Regions from separate parts of the Homo sapiens genome. Here region 1 is linked to region 2. A link is a loop called in an ENCODE intact Hi-C map of the cell type or tissue named here. Cell type or tissue: PC-9. All regions are shown on one strand. Links, peaks and the distances in the headings refer to the core of each region. The heading gives the core; the rest is flanking DNA.

Region 1 (16,150 bases), core at 4,457-12,456, 1.2 Mb after region 2:
AGATTCAATAAAATATCTGTAAAAATCCCAGCTAGAATTTTCTCAGAAAATGAAAAGCTGATCCCAAAATTTATATGGAAATGCAAAGGGCTTAAGATTATCAAATCAGGCCTGGCGCTGTGGCTCACGCCTGTAATCCCAGCACTTTGGGAGGTCGAGGCTGGTGGATCACGAGGTCAGGAGATCGAGACCATCCTGGCTAACATGGTGAAACCCCGTCTCTACTAAAATACAAAAAATTAGCCAGGCGTGGTGGTGGGAGGTGCCTGTAGTCCCAGCCACTCGGGAAGCTGAGGCAGGAGAATGGCGTGAACCCGGGAGGCGGAGCTTGCAGTGAGCCGATATCGTGCCACTGCACTCCAGCCTGAGCGACAGAGCAAGACTCTGTCTCACAAAAAAAAAAAAAAAAAAAAAAATTATCAAATCAATCCTAAAAAGGAAGGACAAAGTTGGAAAGGTCACAGTTCCTGATATCAAAACCAACTACAAATCTATAGAAATACAGACTATGATAAGGATGAACATGTACATAAATGGAATAGAAGTGGGAATCCAGTAATCATCCTTCTCATTTATGGTCAATTGAGTTTGATGAGAGTGCCAAGACCATTCAATAGAATAATCACCTTTACAACAATTGATACCGGGAAAATGGGACATCTACATGTAAAAGAATTGAAAGGAGAGTTCCCTGACCTCCCTTGCAGGATATGTGACAGGGGTGGAGCTCATCTGCTCAGCCTCCGCCACTGCTCAAACTCCTCACAGGAAGGGGAGCAGACAGATGGACAGGGGCGGGAGTGGGGACGAGTAGTTCTGGGCTCTGGCCCCACGTTGACGTCTAGGGGTGTGTGCCTGTGACTCTTCAAGCCCCAGCAGGCTTGCTACAGTGCTCTTTTAGCTCTGCCATCCACAAGCAGCTTAAGTGTTAACCAGCTCAGTGCCCTCTTGGTACCCGGGTTCTTGTCTGGTGTCCAGGAAGAATCAGGTCACATACGGACTTGAAGGATGGTGAATGTGGGATTTTATTGGGTGATGGAAGTGGCTCTCAATGGGATGGATGGGGAAATGGAAAGAGGATGCAGCGGGAAGATGATCTTCACCTGGAGTTCAGTTGTCCCATGGCTGATCTCCTCTCTGACCCTCCCTAGCCGAACTCCTCTCAATATTCAGAGGTTCCTTTTCTTCTCACCTTCTCTGCTACACCACCCTTCTGCTCCTCTGCCCTTCTGTTAGTCTGCTCCTCAACTCGTCTCTGCTCATGGCGCCTGGGGTTTGGGGTTTATATGTGTATAGGATGGAGGGTGGGGGGCGCAAAAGGCTACATCTGGGGGCAAAAATAGGAATGCCTATTTTCATTTAGGGCCGCAGGTTTCCAGGCTTGGTGATGGGGCCTTTTCCAGGTAACTGCCCTCTTCCATCCAGTATTTCCCTGTTTTTGTCCATATCAGAATGCAACTGGAAACTTTGTAATATATATATTTGTATAAATTTATACATGAAATTCATAGCAGTATTATTCACAATGGCCAAAAAGTGAAAACAACTCAAAAGTATATAAACTAATGAATGAATAAACAAAATGTTGTATTTCTATATAATGAAATATTATTCACCAGTAAAAATAAATTAGGTATTGATACATGCTACAAAGTGTAAGAACCTTGAAAACACCTCAAAGAGGGAAAGCAATCAGTAACAAAAGAGCAAGTATTGAATGATTTCATTTATATGAAATGTCTAGAAATCTACAGAAACAGTAGGTACATTAGTGGTTGTCAAGATTTGAAAAAGAGGGGTTAGGATGGGAAGTGACAGCTAATGGGTATAAGGTTTCTTTTTCAGATAATAAAAATATTTTAAAATTTATTGTGGGGAAGATTTTGCAACTTTATGAATATATGAAAAACCACTGACTTTATAATCAATGTAATGTTTAAAAACATTGTATTGTATAGTTTAAGTAATATGCTATGGGAATTGCAAGTAATTGTATGATATGCAAATTTTATCTCAACAAACCAATTTTAAAAACCTATTTGAGAACTTTTTACCTTAAGAACTTATTTAAATTGTTTTGTTAAGATTTTGTTTTCTGAATTAAAGTTCAATGCAATTATAAAGTTAAAAATATTTTACAGCTCAAATTTGTTTAAAAATCAAAGATTTGATTTAAAAATTTTAACCTTATAATTAAATTATTTGAATATATATTTTGTCATTAAGTGTTGAATATATAGTCATTGGTTTGTTACAATACATTGAAAATGACAACTGTTTATTTTTTATTTACATACATTTAGTTGAATAGATGTCATATGTAATTGTGATTCTAAAATAATGATTATATACTAAAACATTTGTGTTTTAATGAGTGTATGAAAGAGATAAACAAGCAATTTATTATCTCAAATTTGTTAATCATGAGAAAATTTTGTAAATACACTAAGTTTATGTAATACTAAAAATGCCAATTAAAGTCCGCTTGTCATTGATTAGATCAAGCTAATTTTAGAATATAAAAACATGAAAGTGTTATAAAATTTAATTAATATTTTAAAATTTGTCTCCAATTTAATATTATTTATTCATTAATTTATGAATTTGCACCTTTCTTACACATATCTATTCTTTAAAGCTTTGAAGTCAGCAAGACATTTTTGAAATAATTTTTTTAAGAAAGCTGAGGTAACAAATGCTTTGCAAAAGAAAAGAAAATAGATTATGGGATGATAAATCTTTAGTATAGTATAGGATGGGCCACCAGGTCCATCCATGTTGCTGCAAAAGACGTGATCTCATTCTGTATAGGGCTGCATAGTATTCCATGGTGTATATATACTACATTTTCTTTATTCAGTCTACTATTGATTGACATTCAGGCTGTTTTCATTATCCTAAGCAAACTAAAGGAGGAACAGAAAACTACATACCACACGCTCTCACTTAAAAGTGGAAACTAAACATTGAGTACACATGGACACAAAGAAGTGAATAACAGACACTGGTGCCTACTTGAGGGCGGAGGGTGGGAGGAGGGTGAGGGCCGAAAAACTACCTATTGGGTACCATGCTTATTACCTGGGTGGTGAAATAATTTGTACATCAAACACCCACAGCACTCAATTTGCCTATATAGCCAACCTGCATGTGTACCCCTGAACCTAAAATAAAGTTAAAAAATAAAAAGAATAGGATGGGAAAGTAGAATAAAATAGAATAGAATGTGAGGCATCTCATTTGAATTGTTTGTAAACCTCTTTAAAAGTTTAAAAATTTTTAAGGCTATAACTGGTTTTTCAATCAGAACATCTGAATCCAGACCCTATATTCTTAATCCCGTTACCTTGGCAAGCTCTTCTTTTGATATACGAGAAGGAATACCAACTCAACTCTTCTTACATAGAAAGAAGGCATTCTTACATTTTCTAAGTTTATAGATGGAAATATCCTAAAATTATACCCTCTTTAAATTCTCTTTTATCAGCAGTCGTCAAAGTCTCACCAGCCTCCTTCATCATGTACCTCCATCATGAAAAAAGCCCACTGGGAACACTGTATATAGATTTATAGAGGTTCATAAATATTCTAAAGGAAGTAATTCAATGCTACAGCTTCCCCATTATTGTTCAGGTCAGATTCCCTTTGTCAATAGAACATTCTATGGTCTGGGTGATCACTGAAGAGTAATTTCTCGTAATGAAAGAGTGATGGGAGATAGAGAGTCCACCAAAGAAGGAAATGTGTCTCAAATATTCCTTAGACTCAGAAAATTAATTAAAATCAACAACAAAAAGCCCCAAGACTTATCCACATTCTCTCAATGCAGACAATCCTCTTCCTCCAATCATCTTCCCAGTGCCCAATCATTCTAATTTCCTTTCCAAGTCAGAAACTTTACTGAGACAATGTACCTAATCTTACATTGCTTTAATAGTATTTTAGAGGAGATTGTGCAAACACTTTACAGAACCATGAAGGCCAGAACAGTTCTTTAACCTGATATTTATTAGTTGACTAATTCTGTAAATATTTACTGAGGATTCATTAGTAGATAAGGCTAAGCATAGTGAATCTGGAACATGCTAGGTACAGGTACACCGCCTAAGTGAATCAAACATAGATTCCTTTTCTTTTCTTTTCTGTCTTTCGAGATGGAGTTTCGCTCTTGTTGCCCAGGCTGGAGCACAATGGCATGATCTCAGCTCACTACAATGTCCACCTCCCGGTTTCAAGTGATTCTCCTGCCTCAGCATTCCGAGTAGCTGGGATTACAGGCATGCATCACCACACCCGGCTAATTTTATATTTTTAGTAGAGACAGGGTTTCTCCATGTTGATCTGGCTGGTCTCAAACTCCCCACCTCAGGTGATCTGCCCGCCTCGGCCTCCCAAAATGCTGGGATTACCGGCGTGAGCCAACGCACCCAGCCAAAACATAGAGTCTTATAAAAGAGGCCAAAGAATCAAATAAACACAAAAACAAATACGGTACTACACATATGCAACGATCAGGAGTTATAATAACCTATAATTGTGGGGTCACTCATTCAAAAAGTTGAAGTAAAACTAATTTCCTTGAGGAAATGATACTTGAATTAACATCAGAACTGTGAGTAAGAGTTAAGTGAATGGAGGAAGAAAGAACATTCCCAGGAGGGAGAACAGCATGTAGAAACACCTTTTGACTGGAGGGAATGGGCATCAAAAATATGATGGCGGCCAGTGTGGAATGAGACAAGGGAGAGGGAATGTTGTAAAGCTGAACGGGGTATAGTGACCCATTATTAAAGGGCTTAAGGAAAAATTGGAGGTTAAATTGTCTATTTTTTCATGGCATAAATCTGGAAAACACACATACCATTTTTGAGAAAACTTTGTATAGTTGATGATCAGAGTTTGTATGAAATAGCTTATGGAAAGACTAAGGTGTGAGCAGGAGAACATCCTCCAAGAACTCCAACATTTGAGAGACTTATAAAGTAGCATGATATTTTACAGAAAATGAAGAAGAATCTATTAGTCATGCAGAAGTAAAATAAATCAATACTGTGTCATACACGTCAAGAAAAGACCATGCTTCAAAAAGCAGGGAGAGGTAAGCAGTATTTAATGCTGCTACAAACCTTAAAAGTAGGACTGAATTCCTTCCCATGGATGTAGGGCCATGGAGGTCATCTGTCACTACAGCAAGATTGAGCCTGTATTTGGACTCAACAGGGCTGAAGAGTGAGTAGGAGAAAGAAATATAAATACTTCCAATATTTAAGAAAAAAACTCTATTGATAGTACACGTCTAGGTTTGGAAATAAAGTATATTCTTCTACAACGTATGGTTCTTTAATGTACGTTAACTCACTGTTGACACAAAATGAAATATTAGATGTTTCATTTATAATTTATATTCATTCATATGTAATTTTTATAGCTCTTTAGTATTTTGCAGTGTTCAGGGGTAGCTTTTTCCCACAATTAAAACAAAAACCTTACAAATACATACAGGCCTTTAAAAAAAGATGAAAATCCTGCAAAATTGTGGGTTTTTTTTAAATGTAATTTGGTGACTTACAAGATCAGTTTCAGTTTCTGCTATATTAAATTATCTGCTGTATCTAAGAGTGATTTGTTTTCCTGTACATGTATCTAGAGTTAAGTTTAAAAATAGATTTTTAATTTTATTGGAACTGTTTTTTATAAGAAACAAATGCATGCTTAAAGAAATAAGCAAGAGCTCTGGGATTCAAGATTGCAACAGTCCACTGATTAGAATGCTATGTACAAATACCAGTGGAGATTTTAACTGTGCTATTATTGGCATTGATATTATTTTGGTTACTAAGTCTAAATGTATTGAATTGTTCAACACTAATCCCATTTTTCCTATCTGCTGTATTATTTTTGGCATGTGATTTCACATAATATATTCCAGGAATGCATATATGATCATGTAACAATAACTGTATACAGATGATCTGACAGCATAATAGCTAAAAATTATTTAGTATTTATTATGTACCCATCATTGTTCTAAGCAGTTTACATGTAACAGCTTATTTACCCTTCGTGGCAATCATCTTAGGTACTGTCACTACTACCTTTTTATAGGTGAGGAAACTGAGGCACAAACATGTAATGTGTTTCTTTAACGTTTACATATTTTTGGAGATCTTTAAAGCCCAAGACTCATTGTAAGTTCCATGTGTGTGTTTTTGTTCAACTGGCTTCTCTGCATGTAATATCCACTGCCCTCCACTGCCTAATATCCACTTATCTTTTGAAGTTCAGCATGAATAACTGGAAGCCTTCTAAGGCAATTCCATTCCTGCACCCCAAGACTGGTTAAGATGTCACTAAATATCAATTTAAACACAACAAAACAGCATTCTCTATGTTTAGCAGAACATAGGAAGGTACATATAAGTAAAAATATAATTTTGGATAATAAAAACCATCATGAGACTATCACATTGCTTTATTATTTTTAAAAATATTGCCTAAAACTGTGATATTTATCTGAAATTTTTAGCCCTTTGATAACCCTAAGATAGCATTGACAGAAACTGCATTTCCTTTTTCAAGGGTGAAACTAGCTAAATGAGATCTGAGAAAACAATCAATGTTACAACACTGAAAAAACTAATAGAGGGCTGGAACAGTAAGCAATATGGTGTATTTCTAAACTAAATACAATTTGGGAAATTGAAATAGTGAAATTAAAACCTACTGAGGCATAAAAAAGGAATTTCCACAGTCTATCAGTCACAAAAACATTCTAATATTATACATTTCCATTATGCCGTGATCAAAGTAAAGACAAATCAACCAAAGTTTGCAAGAAAGGATAAAGATTTTTCTTTGTCCTAAAGAAATAATGTAAACCTCCAATTAAAAGGTAAATTAAAGGGTAAATAATATGTCTAAAATAAATTTGAATTATAAAGCTATTTCTTTTATTCTCAGAAATTATTTATACCCTTAAAACCTCTGAAATAAATTTAGAAAGAAGTTACTTCTATCACATTTTTAAGGAGAGATGCAGGGTTGAAAATGTTTTGTGCAATGAAAATAGTATCAGTCTTGCAATTTTAGAAACTTGGTTTTTGTTTTTATTCCATGCCTTAATCACTCCCTGACTTTAGGTAGAACACTTGAAAGCTTTTGATCTAAATTATCCCCTATTGTTAACAGAGAAGGATACGTGCCCTGAAATTTTCCTACAGTGAGGATTAAGCGAGTGTCACTTTGCAGGTGAAAAAGCACTCCACTGAGGTCAGGCATTGCTGTTAGAAACCTTCAATTTCTCCCAGGTCTCTTTTGCCCATCATGCACACATCATTTTACAACTTCAGACTCAGGGATTTGCGTTCTGATTATATTTTTATTGTGAAAGCAATCTCTTATCTCAAATCAACCTTTTTTCCTCTGGTAATTTGCTAGGTAAGAAAAAAATTAAATTTAAATTTAAAAATTGGTGAGTTTTTCTTGTATAATGCAAGAAAGACAGATTCAAATGAATTGTAGCAATTCACCAACATTATTATTCACAATTAGGAAATAAAGACTGTTAAAAAGCACTATAAATAAATGTTTAAAACTGTCTAATTTGACAAACATTTCTATGGATTTAAATTAAAAAAATTATTCCTTGGATTAAAAGCCTCCTGGTGGATTTTAACTTGTAGAAATGTAGATTCGACTTGTAAAAACAATTTTTTCTTTGTTGATCAACCCTAGTTAGCTTTTGTTATTTTAATATACTTTTGCCTGTTTGTGATGAAACAGTTTGTGTATTTTTATAAAAGAATAATCATATTTATAGCATCAACATTTTTCCCTGAAAACATTTGTTTACATTCAAACTAAAAGGGAGTTTCTTTCTGAATTTATGTTTGGGAAGTTCTTGAAGGTATTTGCATCATAGAGCTTTGAATTGAAATTTAAACCTGAGGTCAGAAGCGATGTTGACATATATTAAAAATTAAAATACTCAAAGCACACAGCATGGCACAACTACAGTAATGAAGAACACCATGAAACCAAAATGTTATATTAATGACAGTTAACCTTAGTGATGTTAACTTTTATTCTGTGCATTTTAATGTTTGCTTCCATTTTCCCTATACTTTGACACTGACTAAAATCCACATATTAATGCATTATAATTTATGTCTTGGACCTCCTAGAGAAGGAGAGAATGTTATCTTCAGAATACATTTTTTTTCCAGTGGCAATTAAACATTAACTAATTAATTCAATGTCAATTAAACATTAACTAATTAAAATTGCCCTATTGAGATATCATAACTCTTATGAAAAATCTTTACTTTGAAATGCATAACTTTTGTAAAAGTTAGAAGTGGATGTACTTTTTGAGAGTTCTAAATCATGTTCCCTAATTTACCAGAATTATTGCAGTTTTAATTACATGAAACCCCAAACTATGGGTATCCAGACTAATAAAGTATAAGAAAAATTATGGAAATGAGATAAATATATGACACCTTGTACTCCACATACTGTACTCAGTGACAGAATGGCACAACATATGGAAATCTAAGTATAAAGCAGTGTGAGTATAAATTTGAAATTAAATAAACAAGTAGTTCTGGGCAAGGAACTGAACTTGAGAAATCTGACTACAGATGTCATTATAGAAACAAATGCAGCCCAGAGCTGTAGAAATTCAAAGCAGGCAGCTCCAATCCGATGACTATGTGAATATATGTATGTATGTATGTATGTAATATACATTTGTTTTCAAACAAGCATAGCAAAACCTGTCCATAAGAATTTTTGTTGCAGGTCACATTGGCTGACCTGAATCTCTGCGTTATTAATGAAATTTCAGCAATTTTTGTTAAGTAGAAGTTGTATAGATTGAATGTGTTCTGTTTTTCTCTTCTTCCCCCACCCTCATTACTCCCTAACTGCTCTGCCTATGTTAGCAGCCCATACTGTTTTTAGGCAAATGTGAGAAAAATCTGTAAGTAGTTCACAATCTCACCCCCATACCAACCCTGCTCAAAAAGTAAATTTCTATTGGAATCAGGAGATAATGAAAGGACACACGGAGAACTTGGCTTAGCAGGTGACCATTTATGGAGAGATTAAACTTTTATTGGAAGAAAGCAGTTTTAAAGTTTATGATTGTATTTTTAGCAGAAAGAAGAAAATCAAAATAAATTTAGAAAACCTATATTTAAAAACTCAGTAAATACTAATTCTTCAGAATAAGTGAAGCAAATTTACATGTAAAAGCTGAGTAAGACATGATACTAGAATAATAAGATATGAGGCTTGAGCAGTAAATTGAGTTTCTATTTTAAAGAACTTTGAACGTTATAAAGAAACATTCACATCTAATTTGGTACACAAGTCTGAGCCACTGAATTTACTGAATTTACTTTGTCCAGCAGATTAATCAGGCAACATTACCTAGTTTGGATTGAAGAAGAAAGGGGTACAAGTAGAATAGTCACTGAAGATATTATTAATATAGGAGAAGAATACATTGGAAATTTTTATTTTTGTTAAGACACATTCAACAATAGCAGAACTGACAGTTCTCAACAGAAGACATGGAAGAACAGTGTAAAAAGACCCTGAATATCTTTTCAAAAAAACGGGGTATGATTCAGGTCTCATCTATAGAGAAAAGCTAAGGTCTCTAAAATGGACACCTGAGCAATTCTGCATTAAGTCAAGTAGCTCAGAGCAACAACAACATCAGAACTGAGTATCTGAGCATCATGGGTACTGCGATTAATGTCATTAGTTCTATTAGGTTCTGGGCTTTTGCTTTTGTTTCACTGCTGAAACGGGGCTTGACACCTGCCGCCTGTCTCTTTTGATGCCTATTGTCTCTAAGCCCTTGTCCTGGTTTGGATCTTTGAGTACTCTCTGCTCTGAGGCTGCCTGCTGGAATGCACTGCCTGCTGGAACCCATCTGGACTGCCAGATACATCCTGCCACTGCACTGTCTGAGCACTGCATGCTGTACAACTGGCTGGGCTTTCTTATATTTCTTGTAACTAATTAGTCTCAGTGTACAGAGGCGTTAAATATTCACTTCCTGCATATTTCCAGGCTGCCTTTTCATCCAACCTACCATGTTCTACATTGCTGTTTTCAAAGCTCCTTGGAAATCCCTGAGATGTAAGAAGTAAAGGGAAATAGGATAATAGAAGCAAAAGGGTAAAAATGACTCCAAGACTCCATTTTATTCACTGGATGAAATAAATAGAAAAAGGAAGTCAGAAGGAAGAACTGGTTTCAGAAAGTTTTATGAGAAGGGGATTTATTATTTTAAAAAAATTTAGTAAATGTTAAAATACTGTGACTTAGTTGTGTACAAATTTTCACAATGTTTTCACTAAATTGATTATTATTAAAAGGACATCTTTTCATTCCCACTTCTTTCCAATGCTATGATTTTAATAAAATGGCTATTTTCTGAACCAGATGCCCACAGAGCATTTTGTATTTGAGTATATTCTCACAATTTTTCTACCCACTACTATAATAATTACGTGAAACAAGTGAGACTCTGTGCCAATTTTATCAGCATTATATAATAAATTTTAAAATATTAAATAATTAAAAATAATTGATGCTTTTTTAAAACCCAAATCTTTCTGATATACTATTAATTTATAAATCAATCAACATTTCCTCTGTGTGTATATAAGTGATTATTTCAATGAATTACTTTTAAAAAAATCACAGTTAAAGATAGTTCAATTTACTGGGCTTTACTGAAATTCTATCCTTATAATGCAGCTATCTTAATCGATCCATTTTAAAACCTTTTCATACAACAGTAATTCAACTTTTAATGAATTAGATTTAAATGACTGGAGAAATAAGCAAATTCTATATAGATAGCATATATAACATTTTCTAAGAAGATGTTAAAATATCTTTCTATTATAATCATAGGTCTTCAAAGAATATAGGCTGTAATAAAGTCAATGAGTATTCACAGCTGACCACAATAAAATATCTTAAGTTCTGATACTTACCTCGGACAAATATTTATTAAACTTACCCAAAGCTTTAATAAATATAAAACAATGACTGGATTTATTTTATTGTATATATTTTCACTTCTATTCCAATTTTGTGTACTTACATTCCACGTTTAAGCAGCCTCAAATCTAGATAACTTTATTTTCTCCTAAAATGTAATGCCTGACGAAAGAGCAATTTTGGACACAATTTCCTTAGGCAGCATAAACTACACAAAAAATGATCATAATGGTTATATCATGCTCTCTATGAATTGTTATTTTTGCAAATTTCAGACAAGCTTTTTGAAAATATTCTTTTAAACATGTTACACCCACAATGGTTGAAATTTGACTTTATTTAAGTCCTCTATCTGAGCATAAGGTGCACCCAAACAGAAGAATCCTTCATGTCTCCTCTTAATGCAGATAATCGCTAATCAATGTTAATGGTAATTTCAAGAACAATCCAAAAAAAATACTATGAAATGTAAGTTATGTGTTCACATACACAGAGACATATTCTAGTACACATTTGCAATTGCTTCTTCAGAGTATGGAGCAATAATTAAAATGACAGAAGACTTGTGTCCTGTAATGATAATCTTATAATATTTTTAACTATTACTCAACCTCTCAGAAATTGCTTTTATTCTAATTAATAGAGTTACTTTCATTTATTCAGTATTTAGCATCTTCTGTGCAATAGATACAATTTACTTGCTTAGGTTTCAAAGATTGTTCTATGATAAGTACTCTAATAATTGAAAGAGCATTATGGTGTATTGTGAAAATGAACACTAACAACTATGATTTTTCACAGGGAGAGGAATACTCTATATGAAGTTCTGAGATAGTTTTCACAGATGAGGGAAACACTTGAATATAAAATATTTATTGGATAGACTATTACATGGAAAGAGCAATTTCTTATTTTTTTAAAATAATAATTACATTGGAGTCTTGAAGGACAAGAGAAATTTTGCCTGTCAGAGAGAATGGGAAAGTACTTATTGGTAGGAAAGTCCTTTGAGAACTAAAGCCCAGAGATATAAAGCTAATACTTCTGTTGAATTTCAATCACAATTAATACATTTTCACCTCTGCATGAAAATCAGTAGATCTTTCTTTCAAGATAGTTTCTCTAATAAAAATGTACCCAACTAAAAAAAGCTACCCCAAGGTATTAAAATAGTTTATCTAAGATAGTCTTCTATTCTGAGAAAGAACTCTTACGGAATTCTGTTACCCAAACACCTGTCAACTGATCAAATGAAGTTGAGATATCACCTAGACTGGGTTACTTGGTTCATGGTGGGTTTTAAGTAGAACTTCTCACTTTACTGATTAATCAACATCAAAAATTTAGAAACTCCATAAGAATTTCCATGGGGGTAAGTTAAACTAGAACAATACCAGAAATGAGAAAATAATTATTGCTTGACATAGAGATATGTAACTCTACTTGGAAAGTGTTGGTGTGTGTAAGTGTATGTGTGTGTTTGGGGCAGGGGGGTGGTTCTGTACTGGCTATATCAGAAACAAAAGCTAAAAATACCTTACATACTGTAATAAAAATAATATGATGATTTATTAAAGTGATGAACTTTTATGAAGCAAAATGTGAAATATCATGTGTCCTGACTTCAGGAATCAGTTTAGGCAAACCTCCATTTTGTTTTGATCTTTATAATTTATTGCTAAGATCCCAATGTATCTACCATGTCTTTCAACTGATTTTGACAAAAAGCAATACAATGCCCTCACTTGTATGATCCAGTAATTAGTATACTGACAAAATTTGGTAATTCTACAGATCTACTCATTGTTTAGGTTATACAGTGCTTCTATAGAATTTAATTTTATACTCAATCTTGAATACAGTCTCTTTGGAAAAACAAAGTCAATAAATAAAATTCACAAATTGCTGAACTACAGTAACAAGACAAAGGTGCATGCAAATGTATGTGTGCCTGTGTATGTGTATGTAACAAAAAAACTGCTCTCATAAATTTAATGTCTTTACATTAACAAACTTTCTTCTTTGTATTTTTATTCCCATTTTGTAAGTTTATTTATTCATTTATTTACTTATGTTTTGAGCATCATCTCTTCTGAACATCATCAGGTTTTCATGTGATGTCTAGAAATACTAACATTCTGAGGCTGAATTCAAGGCCAATAATAGACAACAAGACAGATGAAAAAAATACCTGGATTAAATCAGTGTGGTAATGAAACAATCAACTCTGTATCTTGTGACACTTCAGAACTTCCTCTTATAAAGTTAATGGGTTTTGTTATTGTTTAAGCCATGTTAAATTCAGATTTCTGTTATTTGTACTCAAAGTATCTTCATTAATACATTGGATTTGGCTCTAAACATACTTGCATTGGGGTCTTGGGTCCTCCGCTTACTAACTGTATGACTTGACTTGCAAATAATGCAATTTCTTTAAGGCTTACTTTGTACAAAGAATTATTTTGGCAACTAAATGACACAATATGTATGAGCATGTATTGACATTGCAAAGTTGTACATTTGAGGACTAATGATAATAAACTGCAATGAATAACATGAGTCACTATATTTTATCTTATAGGCATTTGCATTTGTCAACAATCTGCCTCTATTCAGTATTTTCAATTTTGTCTTTTAATATTTATTGAAAAATAATCGTAATTCATGAATAAATCCAAGCTAGTCACTGCCTGTAAGTAAACCATGATTCGATTTATTTGAAGTATGTTCTTTTCTTTGCATGGAATAATCTCAAATCATGCTATATCTATTTAAGTCATAATTGACTCAATTACAATACTATTAAGATACCCCCAGCCTTCATGTGACACCCACAATGATTTCTCTCTCAACTGAACAAATCTTAGGAAAAACACATTTGGTCCTAATTACTTATTTTCCTGTAACATTGTATGTATATTGTTAAATTATTGTATACAATAACTTAAGTCATTTTAATAAATTGTCATCTGTTAATCTGTTGCTTTTTGTATCGATACTCTACAATTTTAAACTATCGAATGTCTTAATGTCATTTGAATATTTACATTACATGTGCACTTTACATTTATGTCCACTTATTCGAATCTAAATCATTTTTGGAAGCTTTTTCAATATTATTACCTTAAAATATCTATCAATAATTCAAATTTTTACACTCTTCTATACGATAATCTACTTTATGGATTTTTGGTTTAGTTTCTATCCTCACCTAATTGTTGCATTTTGAAATGCTGTTATTTCCAACCATATTTTGAGTTCTATGAATAGAATTATTACGCGTTATATATTTTGCATTTTCTACACTATACTCTGCAATTGGTACAAAGATTATTTTCCTTAAAAATGCCCATGAAATGATAAAATTGAGAAATTCAAAACTTTCTAAAATATTTAGATTGCTACACTGAGATTGGAAGTGAATACACACCTCCAGTAAATATATAAACTGATAAAAATGGCATGTTAGACTATGAATATTTTTATTAGTAAAACAAATACTATAATATATACCTTTTTAAAGTTTAAAACAATAAAATGTATTATTATAAATTTACATTTATTTATTTTTATTTATTTTTAATTTTATTGAAATTTTAAATTCAGGGGTACATGTACAGGTTTGTTATGTAGGTAAACTTGTGTTAATTTTAGCCTCCCCTTCATTGTTGCAATGTAAATTTTATTTATTATTCATATTATACCAGCTAAGAAACACATTTTTCCTTTGATCATGATTCTTCAGACAAGTTCAAGAAATGTCTTTTGAATTTTATGATTCTGAGTTGATGACTTTTACAATCTGGGCACCGCCAAGGTTCCAAACAGAATAATATAGATGCTATGTGCAACTCAGTGAGAAAAGTATTTCTCAGCTCCTCTCGTAAAGTATAGGTATTTAAATATTTCATGTCAAACAAAAGAAGACATGTATTTTATCGGAGTTTGATTTTCCATCTTACCTCTTCTCAGATAAGAGTGTACTGCTGTCCAAAGGCTCAGGAGCACTTTAATTCAGGTTTTCTTATTCATGAAGGATGAGAACAAAGTATCTACTTTACTCCATTATTGCTGTAACTTAGTTTTAAAAATCCTGTTTATCTCTTAAACATGGAAGTGACACGAAACTTGTTTTAACTGTTTCTGAAATGAAAAGCAGAACAAAACAAACAAAAACCAAAAATCTATATGCACAGACATGCCTGCTATATACAAATAGGGCAAATTAAGAAGAGCAAGGCAATGTATGTTTTCAAGTGATGTTAATTCTGAAAACAAAATGTAGAAAAAATAAAATATTACAGGGAATCAAATAACTATTACTCAATTGAATTTAAGGAAGGGAATTGAAAGATTGCCAAAGTAGATGAGTTAAGTGGGCCTTTTGAGAATACTGAATTCTGGATGGTATGGCTGTGTCAGAGTGCCCATATTTCTATAATATTTCATTGATATATCAATCACATGATTAATGTGTGCTATTGGTTTTTAGTGATTCACTTCCCCAAGTAATCTGTTTGTTAAAATTATTTGACTTAGGAGAGAAAAATACAACATGCTGTCATTAATATAATGTCATTTTCTAGATCAAAAGTAATAAAGTCATTGTTGACAATCAAATTTGAGGCACACAATATTTTAATGGAATGAAATACACTAATAATATTAGTTCATAATTATTAATGTTACTGTTTATTTTAAATAGACAAAAACACAAACAACACAACAAGAACAAAATGTTGTGAGATGAATGAGGAGAAATCCAATAATTACCCATTAAATTAGTTGAGACACCCCTGAGTAGGAGATATTTGAGCTGCATATTGAGAGACAAACCTAAGAAAACAATTGGGAGGGAAAATATCTTTAAGTTGTCTAAGAGTACATGACATTTAAGAAATCATGTGCAAATCAGTGTGACTGGAGCATAGACTTCCAAGAGAAATAGGTTCAATGTAATTTATGAAGAAGTCCTATACGACACATTTATTTGAGGGTTTAAAAGGATTTTACATTTTGTTTTTATTGATAAAGTAGACCACCCTCACAATAACAACTCTCAACAAACTGGAAAAATATAAAGACTCATTTTTCAGAGCATTATTTCTGGCAGCCTTAAGAA
Region 2 (16,150 bases), core at 4,894-12,893:
TAGGGTAAGGAATTTTTTTTAGAAGCAACTGAGAAAGCATTTAGGAAACGGAGGCTTTAACTTCACCCTTCAGACCCAGTGGTGATGTTGCTGTGCTTTGCAGTTAGCAGAAAAACTGAGATGCCATTTTGCTCATTTGTACATATGTTAAAGATCTATTTTAGGTCTTCATTGTTTTTCTATGAATGTGCAACATGATTTTAAAAACAAAATGCCACAAAATATTGCATATTTTGTTCATAATGCAATCTTTTGTTTTGGGGTGGCTTCTATTTCTAAAGCTATGGATTAATGTCACTTTAAAGTTTAATGCTAGTAGAAAGTCACTTTTGGTTTGTCTATTATCTTTGTCCTCATAGTGTACACTTAAAGAATAGATAAATTCAAGCACTTACAGTCAATTAATTATCAAAAGGTGACCAAGAAGACACAATGGGGAAAGTTTCTCCAACAAAAATGAAAAAAATTTCTCCAACAAAATGGGAAAACTGAAAATCCAAAAGCAGAAGAATGAAACTTATACTATACACAAAAATCAACTAGAAGTAAATTAAAGATCTAAACTTAAGACCTGAAATTAATCCCCTAGAAGTAAACCTAAAGGAAAAGCTCCTTGACATTGGCCCTTGCAATGAAACTTTGGATATCACAACAAAAGCTCAGGCAATAAAAAGAAAAATTAACAAGTGGGACTACATCAACCTAAAAAGCTTCTGCACAGCAAAGGAAACAATCAGTAAAATGAGAAGGCAACATATGGATGAAGAGAAAGTATTTGCAAACCACGTATCTGATAAGGGGTTAATATCTATGATATAAAAAAACTTCACACACTCAATAGCAAAAAAAAAATGAGTCAAGGACCTAAGTGCCCAAGTACAGTGGCACCCATGTGTAACCCCAGCTACTCAAGAGGCTGAGGCAGGATAATTTGACCCTAGGAGTTTGAGGCCAGCCTGAATGACATAAAAACCCTATAACTTAAAAAAATAAAAAAGGCCAGGCACAGTAGCTCACGCCTGTAATCCCAGCACTTTGGAAGGCTGAGACAGGTGGATCATGAGGTCAGGATATCGAGACCATCCTGGCTAACACTGTGAAACCCTGTCTCTACTAAAAATACAAAAAAAATGAGCCAGGCATGGTGGTGGGCGCCTGTAGTCCCAGCTACTCAGGAGGCTCAGGCAGGAGGATGGCGTGAATCTGGGAGGCGGAGCTTGCAGTGAGCTGAGATCAGGCCACTGCACTCCAGCCTGGGCGACAGAGCAAGACTCCGTCTCAAATAAATAAATAAATAAATAAATAAATAAATACAAATAAATAATGAAAGAAAGAAAGAAAAGAAAAATTGAGCAAAGAACATGAGTAGACACATTTTCCCAAAGAAGACATAAAAATGGCCAAGTATATTGGTCCGGTCGTTGTGGGAAAGAGTATGAAGTTTCCTCAAAAAAAATTTAAAAATAGAACTACGATATCCTCCATCAATCTTTCTTCCGGTTATATACCCAAAGGAAATGAATTCAGTATGTCATAGTGACATCTGCGCTCTCATGTTCATTCACAATAACTAAGATGTGGAAACAACCTAAGTGACCATCAATAAATGACTAGATAAAGAAATTGTGCTGTATTGACCATGGAATATTATAGAGACTTTAAAAAGATTCATTTGCAGCAACATGGATGAGCCTGGAGAACATTATGCTAAGTGAAATAGTGAAATAAACCATGCACAGAGTAAAAAATACTGCATGATCTCATTTATGTGCTGAATCTAAAAAACATGAATATATAGAACTTGATAGTAAAGTAGTGGTTGTCAGAAGCAGGAAAGGATATGAAGTGGGAAGAAGTGGGAAATAGGGTACAGACTTTCAGTTCTGTAGGATGAATAAGTCTAGAAATCTAAGGTACAGCGTGGAGACGGTAGTTAATAATATTGTTTTGTAGAGCATTTGCTAAAGGATTAGATTTTAGGTGCTGTTACGACCAAAAGTAAAGGAAAATAAAATGTAGCTGTTAGGTGATGAATGTGTTAATTTGCTCGACTGTAGTAATCATTTCTCTTTATATATTTATTTCAAAACATTATGTATACCTTAAATACACACAATAAAAAACAATGAAAGGTCATATTTACTGTGCATCTATATTATTTTTGCTCATTTCTCTAGAGTCTATCTATATATGTTTTTTCTATTGGTTTAAAAATTAAATTCAAACTTGGATGAATCCCATGGGACATAAAAAGGTGGGAGGGTTAACAGAAATATCTTAGTGCTGCATTCCATTTTATCAAAAAATACTAATAATAATCCCACTCGATTGAGACTTATTTTTTATTTTGAAGGTCTTACTAGTATCATTGAAATTAAAGGTGAATCTCCACAAAATGTAACAGATTGCTTATTCATATAAAAAGATAACTATTTTGATTATTTTTAGAAGTTCCATAATCTGAAAGAGAATGAATTAAAATTAAAAGAATACTATAAACTTTTAAAGAATTCAAAATAACTATGCTGGGGAAACTGAATTGTTAAAAAAAAAGGTCTTCTGGTGAGTTGTATAATTTTTTAAAGATAGCTTTTGTTGTTGTTTCTGAAATATCAGAGTGTTGGAATTAGGACTCAAAAATTTTGATGGGTGATACAAGTCAATTTGTAATACAAGTTATTTGACAATTAGCTATACGTGTAATAATGTCATCTATTTATTTATTAAATGTATTGATGGTGTACTATATGCAGAACCTGTTGAAATTCTAAGGGTCTATTGCTAGGCCAATAAGCAAACAGTTAATTAAAAAGAATGTATGAATTATAGCTCTATGGCAGAAATGAAAAGCTGAATTAAATCGCTGAAAATTTTAAAAATAAAAAATAAAAATTTGCCTGAAAGTTTATGACTATTACATAATATGCATAATGGGGAAACAAGAGAACCAATTCTATAAAAACTTCACTGAGAAGCTCACATTCAGGGGACAGCAAAAACTTACCAATACAGAATAATATGAACAGAAAAAAATGACAATAGTCAAGTTCCTTCAATTCTCGGCAGCAAATTCATTTGATCTCGGATTGCATGGAAAGTATACATCCATCCATTTGCTTTTATTCAGAGATATTTCTGAGGGGAATTTTGCAAGACTGTTGTTCTGGAAATTAGCTTTCAGAGTTGCATATGCCAGAACGGCATTCTTGGAATTTGTTTTAAAGAGAATCCCGTTGAGATGTTAAAGAAATGCACAATATACACCAACACAAAGTTATTTTGAAATCAAATAATAAAAGATTTCTTCATGTATATTTTATATCCCTACTTAATAATAGAATAATTTATATTTTCACGGTATGTTTTTATTATGTCAGTTCAGATTATTCTATTTCTCATGTGATATCAGCCCAATTTCATACACTACACATTGGGGAAATAATAGGGAAAAGTGAAAACATAGTGTTTATAAGCTTGTGATAGTGTCTAGCTCAAAGGACAACTAGGCAGTTTCTCCTGCGTATTTACAGAAGGAACAAGTGGATTGTTGAATTATTTACTCATTTCTAGCCCACAAACTATATTCAATAATAGATAATGAGGGATGTCATAAAATTTTGTCACAGATAGAAAAGAGCAAACATATCAGAGTATGTATATATAAGCACATATAATAGCACTGTCTTATTTGTGACATATTACAGACGTGTTGTTAAAGTTGCATACTTTCTTTATATAGAAATTAACATATTTATGAAAATATATGAAACACTATCATGAGTACATAGTAATACTTATTTTTAATTATATGATGAACTTCTAAGAAATAATGTTGAATTAATTTTAAAATTAAGAAGAGAAATTGTTATTTGGAGATTTACTTTTCAACAAAAAGAGCTCTACTTCATATTAAAAGCAAAATAAACTTGTACTTCAAAATATTATTTCGGCATATATTAGCATCTTTATGTCTTTCTGTTTTTTCTTTCTAAATATACTCAACTAACTCAACAGTTACAGTGATTAATTAGTAGACTGAACTTAGGACACCTCAAGTATAGATAGTATTTATACTAACTGAACCCTGACATTGGATGGGCTTTATTTAAAAATAATGTTTGTTGATTTTACAAACTATTATATTTACTTCTATTTTGTTTTAATTTCTTTTAAAGTTTCTCTTTAATATTCTTTGATAAATTAACATAGGTAATAAGTCTAATATATTAATATAATATAAATAAAAGACCAAATACAATGAATAACTCTCTGTGGACCTTCCACAATTTAATAATATTAGTTTCCAAATTTGAAATACCAGCAAATCATGAAACATTTCTTCCACACAATTTATGATAAAAATATTAGTTTAAATTCAGTCACATTGTGATAAATATAACATGCAAGTACACTACATTTTTTTCTAATACTGATTAGTGTATCACAGAATCAAATTCATATTTGCATGTCACACTTTGAGTTTTTGAAAAAGAACACAGAAAGATTTTGTGGCTAAAAACAATTCCAGTTGATATATATTGAGATTTAACAGATTGCCAGTTCCTTAACTAACTATTGGCAGCACAACGAATTAGACAAAATTTAATATCTAACGATCCTAACTTGTTCAATTGACAGATCACATAAATCAATTTTATTATTTTATAAAGAAACAAACCAAAAGCTAGCAAGAACAGTCTTGGACAAACTTAACAGAGCCCATAAAACTTACAGGCAAGTATAGGAAAAGTGCCTTGACATAAAGCACAAGGGCCAGCAACAGTGGGAAAGATGTATAAGGGAGTATGATTTCTTACCACCACTAAGCTGGAAGGAGCAAGGGGATAATGTGATTGATGAAAATCAGGAAGGGGAGGCTAGGGAAAGTCATTTTCCAGTAGCTGTGGCCTTTACTCTGCCGCCACGAAGTGAACCTAAAGGAAATAAACAGAAGAAATTAATAACACATCCGTACACTCCTCCCTTCCTCAGATCTACTGCTTGACTTTACGTGTGACTTACACTAACTGGAAGCAAGGAAGCAATGGAGCCAAATAATATATACAAAACAGTCAACATCTAGAGGCAACGTATAGCATGGTGGAGAGTAATTCTGGACAGGCAAATGCATGATATCCACATTCTCCACCCTTTTGGCCCTCAGCATCTACTCCTTTTCTTTATTAAGGTGAAAACCTTGTACTCCCAATACAGTCTCTCATAATCTATTATGTAATCATAGGTGATATTAATTTGATTATACTTCTTCCTAAAACCTAAAATACTAGGTACGCAGTGTTCTTTATATAAGGTAGTGGGAAAGGGTTGGTAAAATGAAATAATTTATTAATGTAAAGCATACTACCATAGTCCTCTCTTTTATATTTAGTCATAAAGCCTAATATTCTAAACATGTTCAGCTTCTTCCTACTACATGTTCCCTTTAACTTCTGCAGGCATCTCAGCTGGACAGGGTCCTTTTGTTAGTGGAGAAACAAACGTTCACTTCTGCATTATGTAAGTCCTTGTGAGTCTTGTCTTGAGTTTCTGAAGGTGTTGTATTAGGATCATCGGAGAGGGACAACTAAAAAGCACCTCAGGGAGTTGCACTGGATAGAAAAAATTTTATTTTCCCTATTATGAGGCAGTGAGCCAATTTCTTCTAGAAAGTTAACAGAGCAACCTTCTCCTCTGCTACAGATTCAGTGGACGAAGAACCCAAAATGTGCAGGTTACAATCTCAGCTTCTAATTAATCAGACACGTGATTTGCTTCTCTCAGAGAAGCATTCATCCCTCATGCACTAGGACCTGAAAATCTTAAAACCCAAAGCAGAATTTCCTCCAGTGAATTGATAGTTGTAATTGTGTGATAATACAGTCACACCTCCTTCCCTTCATTTCCATATACTTCGTCTATGGCATAGATGCCATTATAAAGAGACTTTGGTTTAAGGAATATACCGTAACATGATAGAGAAACTCCAAAGTGTAGGTTCCTTAAATAAACTTTTATTTGGCTGTTTCACCATGTAAGCTGCTTCTAGGTGATGGAGTGTAGTGAAACCAGTGAATTGAGTGGTAATGAACCTATTTTATCTTGCAGTACAATCACGTTTGAATAAAGTTACATCTTTAAAACACAAATCTGAAAATAACTTTACTGTTTTTAAAGCATTCAGTAATTTTTCATTTCCTCTAAAATCTAGCCCCAAACTTATAATATAAAATACAAATGTAAGATCAGGCTTTAGACTTTCTGTTTTCTTTTATTGTCTACTAGCATTTTGTAGATTCTCAAAATATAGCTACATGAGACCACTTGCTATTTACATTTTTAATTTTTTGGACATTTGGCTATAGTCCTGCATTTCTGAAGATGCCTTATGTCACATTTGTACTTATCCAACACTCATTCTTCAAATTCGATTCAAAGGCTATTTCTTCTAAATTAGCTAGGCCTTTACAGCAATTTTATAATTTCTCCCATTCTGTATCTTTTAAAAAAATCTGCTGAAATCTCAATGAGAGCAATCAATATTACATGTACTGTACCGTTCTGCAACTCTGTTGCTCACTTCTGGGTTTAAGCTCCTTGAAGCCAGGGAACCATGGTACTGATACTTTTCAATCGTTATTTGTTGGATTTAAATTAGCGCAAATTTGTATGTTAAGAAAAACATGATAAAATCATAAATGATGGCCCATCATACTTTATTATTAAGGCTTTCAATTTGTTTTTCATCTTTTCTTCAGGGACCTATGTTATAAGCAGAGTACTTAAGTGGTGCTATTTGCATTTCTGATGTTGTATAATGCATATTTGATTATTCTCTGCTATCAACTTTTGCAGAAGTGGCTGCTCCAAGTAGAGAGGCAAAACATCTTCAAAGTCTCCTGCTGACTTAGCGAACACTGTAAATACTTTTGAATAGGTTACTGAGTACTTAGAACTTATTTGTTATCAATGATGATTAAATCAGCAAACATGTATTAAAATGTGGGTAAACCTACAGTTTAATAGGATAATAGCATCTTACTGTAAGAGTGTGGGATCATAACTACTTTCAGTGTTTTAAAGTATGTGTAACCACTTAGTTTTGTAATAAATTTTGCAAACTATGAAGGCATTAAAAATATGAAAACTATTTTTAAAACTCCAGATAATTGTTCAAAAATATTCATTTGTCTATATTTTCTGATTTTGTTACGTTACAAAATGTTCATTCAATAATTATGTGAAGCTGAAAACTGAAAATTTCAGTTTACAAAAGCACGCTGAAAATTCCCACTTATTTACAGTAGATACTAATAATTTGTTGGGAAATAATGCAAATTGGTTGGATATTGTAGTTTTATTAGCAATAAATAAGACGATAATGTCCACAAATTTAGGGTAAACAAAAAGTTTATTTTTTAGGATGATATTATGGCTTTGTGTAATTTTTATTACAGTTTAAACCTAATGTCTTATGTAATCATATCTTGGAATTAAATATGGAGGTGTATCAAATATTTGCTGTCACCTCAACTTTCACAGCATAATTAGTAGTGTAAATGTGCTGGAAATTAGAAAAATAGTTTGCTCATTCATTTGATTATTCATCAAACTTGTATTGCTTTTTTTACTCATTCAACAAATACTTAATGTATACTGACTATGCAGGAGCATTTGAAGAATTTCTGGGAACATAATGATAAACAAAACACTGATAGCCCTTCAAAATGCTTAATGATCATGGAGAATCTAAACAAAGTACTACAGATAGAGAATACCTACCTAGATGAATGAATGGATGGTTAGATACATACATACATACATACATACATACATAGTAAGTGTGTAGTTAAATAGATTAGTTAATGTGAAGAAAAACTGAAGATAAAATTAATGAGTATAACAGAAATATCTAATTGAGATTTGAGATTCAGATTAGGTATATTTGAAAAATGAAAAGCTATGAAAGGTAACCCAGTAACCAAAGAGAAGGGCATCCCAAAAAAAGGGAGGAATGCTTGCTTTGGTGTGATGAATACTTTATGGTGTTCAAGGAACTAGAATAAAAAAGTAGAACTAGTTTAATGAAGGGAAAAGTGGAAGCAAGAGAGACTAGATTTGAAAGTAAGGCAGGAATAGAAAATAGCAAAGAGGAAACATGTAGACTTTGTGAATTTGCCTAATTGGTATGGAAAATTATTGAATTGTTTGTATCATAGAAAGGTTGCAGTATTATGATTATTGAAAAATCACTCTACAGAGAAAATTTAGGGACCAAACTTTGGTGCTAAGAATGGAAGAAGGGAGACATGTAGAGGCTTCAGGTCATGCACAATGATGGTGGCTATACAAGGATGGTGACGGGGGCTAGGAAAAATAGTGGATATATGTGATATTTATCCAAGACGTTAGATATGTATAAAATGGTAATATTTTGAATACCAAAGTAGGGAGGAAATTGACAGATAAGATTATTCAAAGATAATCAATCCCCTAGCTTTTAGGAAGAACCAACTTGTTAGATGAAATAAAATTTATTGAAATGAAGAGACACAGGGAGTCTAAACACAGACTAAATTGCTTCACTAAGTTGTTAGGAGCTAGGTTGTAGGACTGGAATGGGGAAGCGGCAGGATGGGAGATGAGTCATTCATTCAATTTTGAAGATATTAATCTTAAGGTGGCTAAGAACACAGGTACAATGGACAATGCAATATTGCATTTGAATATATGGATCTGGATTGTTACAAATAGAAAATATAATTTTGATAGATGATACCAGATGGTTTAAAAGACTTGTAAATAAATTTATCTAGAGCTGGAGTTGACATGATAAAACAGAGTGTGGAAATGAGTTTGTCTAGTATTGATACAGCAGGTTGAATAGTTAGAGCTATGAAATGATAGAGAGGAAATATGTAATCTGATGAATATTAAGAAAAGAAAGTATTTCAAAAGAAATATTAATTCAATTGTGTGATGTCAAGCTAATTGACTAAATATGTTAAAAAATAATATTAACATCAAGATTACTGATATATTTGTTTATATTTCATGGAAAGACATATAATTTGCCTGCATGTGTTATGCCTAAAATTAAAACTAAGGAGGATTTAAAATATTAATAAGTTGCATCGCATCAATAGATTTTAAAAGAGAACCCTTAGAGAAAAATAAAATTGCATGTGAGTTTCCTTATAAAATGAAACTGATCTATAGCATTAATTAAATTTAGAAATTGTTTATGTTATAATCAGTCTCTACAGAATGTACAGCATTGCATGAACTTATGAAAAGAGAGTAATACATGGATTGTTATCAATGTTAAATAAGTATGGTATAATAACCTGTTGAATTTTAATGATATTTAGAGATAGTGAGGTTCAAAGTTAAAACTGGCATTAAATGGTTTATAACAGGTAAACTCCTGAAATTCTTCAATGTATAAAATTAGAGTCAAATTTGTTAAAGATAAAGCCTTAATGACATTCAGAACAAAAGAAATATCCTTTGATCCATAACCACTCCATGTTTTGCTTGAAATGCATTTATGTTTAATAGCAATTACTTGAATCAAAGCAAAATTAATCCTCATTTCATCTGTAGTTAAAAAGCACCTGCGTGGCTTTTACAAATTCAAAGATCGAGATATATAGAATTCTGTTTCCTACCTACTCCATTATTTCAGGATTCCCTAGAAAAGCTCCAGTCTTACGAAAGCAGCTGCTTGTATTTAGCGATAATCCTCTGTACTATTAGTTTTGCCTTTTGGGATAGGAAATTGATTACCTGACCTTAACATAGTGAAGACTCTGTGTGTGTCTTTCTCTCTGCCTCAGACAGTAAATCAGTTATGTAAACAGTGAAGAATAATTAAGAGTACAATGATGATTTTAGTTTTATTAGAAAAACTAAGACTTTCATTGGTTTGTTTTTATTTTCCCTAGCAGGTTACAAATTCACATGCTGCTGCCTTAAGTAATGCATTTTTGGGTGAGTTTTTGATAATTTGTAAGCACATTTATAAACACTGTAGCAAAGAGAGCTGATGGGAAGAGGGGTGACATTAAATAGGTTTACATATCATGATGCCTATATCATGATGTCCTTATTTCAATGGAAAAAGTGCTTTTCAGCTTGGAAACTCTTTCCATTCATAACCTCAACAAAACAGACCAAACACAAACAACAAACTGAACATTTTCTCTTCGTTATACTTGGTTAAAGTTCTTCATTAATCTATTAGTAATGAAGAATTAAAGTTAGTGTCAATGTTCCCTTGAATGCTTTAATTATTTGCAAAACAGAATTAACATTGTTCTCAAATCCAATCAGCAGTCAGTGATAATTTACAAATACTATTGTTTCTTGTCCTTACAGTAATTTATTGATGTCCCTTAAAACCTTATGAAAGAGTTTAACAGACCACTGAGAAAAATTTTATCACTCCAAAGCAGATAGGTAGTCCTTCCTGTAAGTGCTCACAGCCAACATAGGCAATGACTTAGTTACTTTCTGGATCATAAAGAAAATGCAAGTGAAAAAACAAAACTAAACAAAGAACCTCATGAAGGAAGGATTAAGATTGCGAATTCTCAGGGGTATGTGTAGAAAACAGACACTATACCGATTTTCTAAGACTGATACACGCACACACACACACACATACACACACACTGCCACGTTGTTTCACAATTTGTCTTTGAAAATGTGTGATTTTTATTCCCCAAGCTTACCTTTTCTTTAAAATGGTAGTCTTCCAAACTGTTTTTTTTTTTAAAGCCTTCCCTTTTCACTTGACATGGACCAGAAGCTCTATTTTCTCCTCTGTCATTTAGCCATTAGAAGCAGAGTCTAGTCTCCACAACACAAACGATATCCACAGAGCTTGTTAACCCTCTGGGTTCAGCAATCACTTTATTTTAGGTCTCTCTGTAGATCCCTCTCTCTTTCTAATTTGTTTAGGTATGCAACTGAAAGTATGTTTGCCTTAACCAACATTTGCTTTATACAAATATTACTAGTATTTATAAACCAAGGGTTTCAAAACATGTGGTTTGCCATATTGTTTAAAGCAGAAGTCAAATTATAAATAACATTATAGAATCATTCACACCATTTGTTAACATAAAATTTGTCTTGTTTCTTGGTGGGTTTTATTTCCTTTATTCCTTTTAGGATACATTTTTGTTTCTAAATGTTCTGAAGAATATTGGAGTTTTCACTGTTTTTTTTAATATCATAGATTTTTAAAATACATTAATCTCTTTATAATTTTGAATTTTATCATCCATTAACATTGGAAATCTCATTATTTGGCTAGGTTATCTTTAAAGTAATATTTTTCATTTCTCCATCAATATTTTATAAATTGTTTTTACATATATCTTATGGTTATGGTTATGGTTACGGTTGATGGAATATTTATTTTATTGTAATTTCCAATTAGTTACTGCAATTTTATGATTCAGTTTTTACTTTTTTATGCTTATTCTCTAGCCATAAAAATTATTTTTAAATACTTTTGATATACTATAGACAATAATATTTTCTGTAAATGATATTTTTATTTCTTTTTTTTAATACTTGTGATTCTCATTTCTCTTGGCTTACCTTATGGAATTAGCTATGGCTTCCAGTATAATGTAAAATGATTGGGATATAGCAATTTTTCTTTTTTTTTTTTTTCAGACGGGGTTTTGCTCTGTAACCTAGGTTGGAGTGCAGTAGGGCGATCTCGGCTCACTGCAATCTCTGCCTCCCATATTCAAGCAATTCCCCTGCCTCAGCCTCCTGAGTATCTCTGGGACTACAGGTGTGTGCCACCACTCCTGGCTAATTTTTTTTTTCTATTCTTGGTTTTCTGAGGTTCATTTATTTATTTATCAAGTATACTTTAGTAAAAGTTGTTTGACCTTGACTTTTATCTTTCTATATTTTATGTTTATTCAGTTAAAATAGTAGATTTTATTAATGGATATTTCAATATTTAGCCATTCTTGACTTCTTAGGAAACACAGTGTGAATTTGATGTTGGTGAATTTTAAGAAGGTTAAAAATTAACACTTCTGGTGCTTCATCTAAATAATTGGGCAAAAAATTTCTGTTTCTCGATTATGAATGCAGATCCAAGAAAACCAAATCCTCATTATTTTACTGAGAAACACTGCTTAGGACATAGTGGCTTATTTTTCATAGCCATGTGGATTTGCTAATTTTCCCAGAAAAAAATTAATCAAACTTCCTTTTGGGGACATATACACTGCTGGAAAATCTCAAGTAGTCCCATTAAGACTTTGTTGTGGAGATTTTTAAAATATGGAGGAGCTACTATCTTTGAATTTATCATGTTCTTTTACTAGACTTCTGATGTGCTTTTCTACTTCTAATATTGTCAGGCTTATTTATATATTTATATATTTTAAAACAAGCTGGAGTCTAATTCTAATTTAAGTTTGGTTTATCTAACAGGTTTTGATACACAGTACTTCACTAAAATTTATATCTAAATGTTTTAAAATAATTGTTGTGATTATTCTATACTCTTATTTTTGGCCATTTTATTTCAATTTTAATTAAATGATGATTTTTAGATTATATTTATCTTTCTATTTTGAGTTTATTTGCATGTAGGTCAGGTTACTGTGTCCTGGTGGTTAGCTATTTTTAAATATATATTCTACTTATTATTGAGAATAACATTTATTATTTATTTGTTGTATAGAGAAGTCACCCATTCACCAAATATATATTTATACATTACCTACTGTATGCCAGATTCTTTTCTAAGAACTAAGAATACAGAAGTCAATCAAACAGATGAAAATCCCTACTTAAATTAATTTTAGGGTAATACATAAGATTAAAGGAGCAAAATATAGTGTCTTAAATTATTATAAAGGAGAATATAAAATACAGCAAGATAGGGAAAAGTATAAAGAACTGTGAAGGGCCTGACTTTTATCCTCCTTTGCAAGCTAACATACTAGTTTTCCACAATATCATGGATTGAAGAGGTGAGACTACCAAGTAAGAGATAAATGACATTATTACTAATGGCATAAAAAGGAGCAAGAACATCAGCATATTTGCCTCAGTTATGCTTGATGCCAAGTCCCAGAGGGATAATGCTAATCATTGTAGCAAGATACCTGTGTATGCCTTTTGTTACATTACAGAAGAGAAACCCTGAGCATGAAAAATGAGTATTTCATAAGAGACAGTAAGAAACCTGTCATTTGTTCTGAATAAAATACAATGTCTATTTTCCAACACTGTCCAGTACACAAACACACTAGAGAAGACAGTCCAAAACAAGAGATCATCAGGGCCTTTGTTCACTAGACATACAGAATTGCAAAAGACTGAAGAGTCTCCTACAAATATTCGCTCCTCGTCCCTACATGATTTTGGCTTTAGTTGAATTGTCATGTGTAAAATGCTCTAGGACATTTTAATTTATCTGACCAACAGAGGCTGGGACAAATTTTGTTCCAATTGTCTCATACAGAATTTAATTATGGCTATCATCTGTAGGACTCCAAGCAGCAGGATAACTTCCCAAAGGGAAATTCATCAAGGAACTAACTTTAGCCTAATTATGGGGAAATTATCCTACTCATCATCCTGCTGATTTACTTGTTGTGCTTCCTCAAATATTTGCAAGTTTTTTGTGGCCACCTTTAATTAAGGTACATGTCACCATGGTTTTAGGAAGGAAGTGAATTAATCCTCGGAATTAATCCTCAAGGTTAATTCTAGGTAAGAAGCAAAGTCACAGAAGCACATGGTGTCCATAAAAAGAAAATATTGTTTACAATTGTTAGGGCCTTCCAAGTTGTACCTACAACTGCCAAGAGGAACATGGTGACAATGCCTACAATATGACCTTCCAGATGGATGGCAGATCTTGGGTCTCTCAACTCAGTTAAATAATTGAGAGTAGTTCTTGTTTTTAGAAAAAATGCCTAAGGGTAGTTATCCCAATCTGCAGAATTTGCCCATATCGACAGCCCAATGCCATTTATTCATCACATGAAATGGTTGAGAAAAGGCTATGAGAGTAACAGTGGAAAGGGCATCCAGAGGTATTGTCAGGCATTTGACGTGGAAGGTACAGGAGCCGGGGCCATCCTTTTCTGTTTCTGAAAGAATACTTCCTAAGGTTAAAGAAAAATGGAGGTGACAATATTTTAATACTCCCACATAAAACTTTTGTTTAGGTGTGAGAGAAACAAAGGCATTCTTATAAAACTTATAAAGACTAATTATGTTCCCCCTTTGGCCTGGAGTAGGGATACTTAGTGACCAGAATATTCAACAAGTGGTCATTATCCTTATGATCCTAGATCATCCCCATTCAAAAAAGCAATCCATGTGATTAAATTTGAATTAAGTTTGAAAACTCAGGCCAGCATGAAATTTATGTTAGAAGAGGGTGAGGTGGAGAAGAATTGTGCCTGGAAATAGCAGGTCAGAAAACCTAATTTTCTGATGAAATTTTCTATATGAAACCACTTACAGTTTTTATCCTGATGATTAACCAGAAAGTAGCAAATAGGTTAAGACCCATTTCTAGTAATAGTTGCATGTGTTGGTCAAACTGCATTACTAAGGTCCCTGGAGGAAATTAGGGAGTTAGAGTCAGAAATGTTTTTGAGTCAATTTTTGAGAAGGCTGCTCTAATGCTTAGCAAATTTAAATAATTGTGAATGATGCAGCCTGTGAAAAAAACATCAAGTCTTTTGATAATTTTGAGTGCTTATGAGTTAAAAGGCACACCATTGGCAGTTTGGAAATGGTAATGGAGATCAAAAACATAACACAGTTTAGTATTAAGGCCATAAAGGTGGAGTTAACTTATCAGAATGGAAAAAGAACACTAACTTGAAGTTTCAAAATATTGGTGTAACACCACTGACAGCCTCAAGAGGGAGTCAAAGTTTTAGGCAGTCAATCTTCCGTGAAGGAGCACAGCTCATACCCCATGTTATGGGGCCTCCTTATTAAGAGATGAACAACTCAAATTCAGCAGAAGCTACGAGTTTGACATGTACTGATCACCTCTTCATAACAAACATGTAGTACTTTAATTTGTGCCTAATCTGTAATGGTGATGTATTGCTCATCTGGTACAAAAATGGTTGCAGGTAGATGGGGGCAATAAACCAGTGCAGGCCCTATAAGCAGATTGATTCTAGTGGGTATAATCAGAGAATGGGCTCTCACTGCTAGCTTCTATATGAGTGACCCAGAGAGTACAATCAGGAGTTGTGATTTCCTTCCACAGTTCATAGGCCCCAAAGTGAAATGCATTTAACATGCCAACCTACAGTTTCTGAAGCAAAAGACCAAAGAGCTAGGCCATTAGCAATATTCCATAGGTTAGTACAAGTATAACAAAATTCATCAAGGAGTGTATTGGGCAGTGCTATGAAAAAAAATTAGTCTTAAATCCTGCTCATTGAACGGAGAAAAAGAAAATCTCCATTCAGTTCTTCATGAATGGCACTGAGGTTAAAAAGTGTCACCAGCTCAGGGATCACCGTTGAGTTTCAGTTTAGCTGAAACATCAGTGGATCAGGTTGAAGCATTTAGGGGAACTTTTATGAATAGTGGACCCCATTTAGCTGGGAGATTTTTCTCCAGAGAGTAGAATGAGGATTTCAGTTCCCACAAAGAACTAGCTGCCACTTTTTTATATCAAGTGGTGATGGAGCGGGGCCCAGGAAAGCTGCATTTTTAAATATCCATTTACATTTGACAAGTGAGGTTTGTTGGGACCTTCCCACTTTGTTAGTCATAGAGCCTGAGTTGGCTTACCCCAAATTAACAGATTAAAGAGTCACAAGTTCTCGGGGAGTCAGACATTTTTTTTTTTTTTACAAGCGCCCAGTAGCAAGCTCATAGCTATTTATAAAACACAGTTTACATGGTAATCATGCTAGAGAAATGAAAGGTCTAAAACCCAAAGAACCACCTTAGGTGGAGTATATCTTCCTTTGCCAGAGGATCCAATCAGCAAAATCATTAATCACACAGGCTTATAACTCAAGGTGTCATCAGGGTTGCATGTCCCCAACATTAGACTCCACAGCTTTCTGGATATTTTCCAGTGAAACCTGTTGATTTGGACCCCACTCAATAAATACTG

Evidence for each region. A loop is a pair of places that touch in the nucleus more often than their neighbours do. Peaks named below come from ENCODE experiments on the same cell type or tissue, not always from the same donor. Only the 100,000 strongest peaks of a DNase experiment are listed, where the experiment ranks them.
Region 1: it touches region 2 in a loop (4-fold over the local background); 2 of 110 quality-filtered maps call a loop at or near these places.

Annotation. Positions count from the first base shown.
Region 1 is chr13:64,447,827-64,463,976 of GRCh38, reverse strand. It overlaps LOC105370238 (a long non-coding RNA gene), which reads left to right and starts at 13,614. Exons shown (of 3, transcript XR_942028.1): 1 at 13,614-13,720. In PC-9, for the core only: no CTCF peak of the experiment used is centred there; no DNase peak of the experiment used is centred there.
Region 2 is chr13:65,637,553-65,653,702 of GRCh38, reverse strand. No RefSeq gene overlaps it. Among named protein-coding and RNA genes, the nearest start is that of LINC01052, 220 kb to the left of the region's middle. RefSeq lists a silencer at 14,932-15,226. In PC-9, for the core only: no CTCF peak of the experiment used is centred there; no DNase peak of the experiment used is centred there.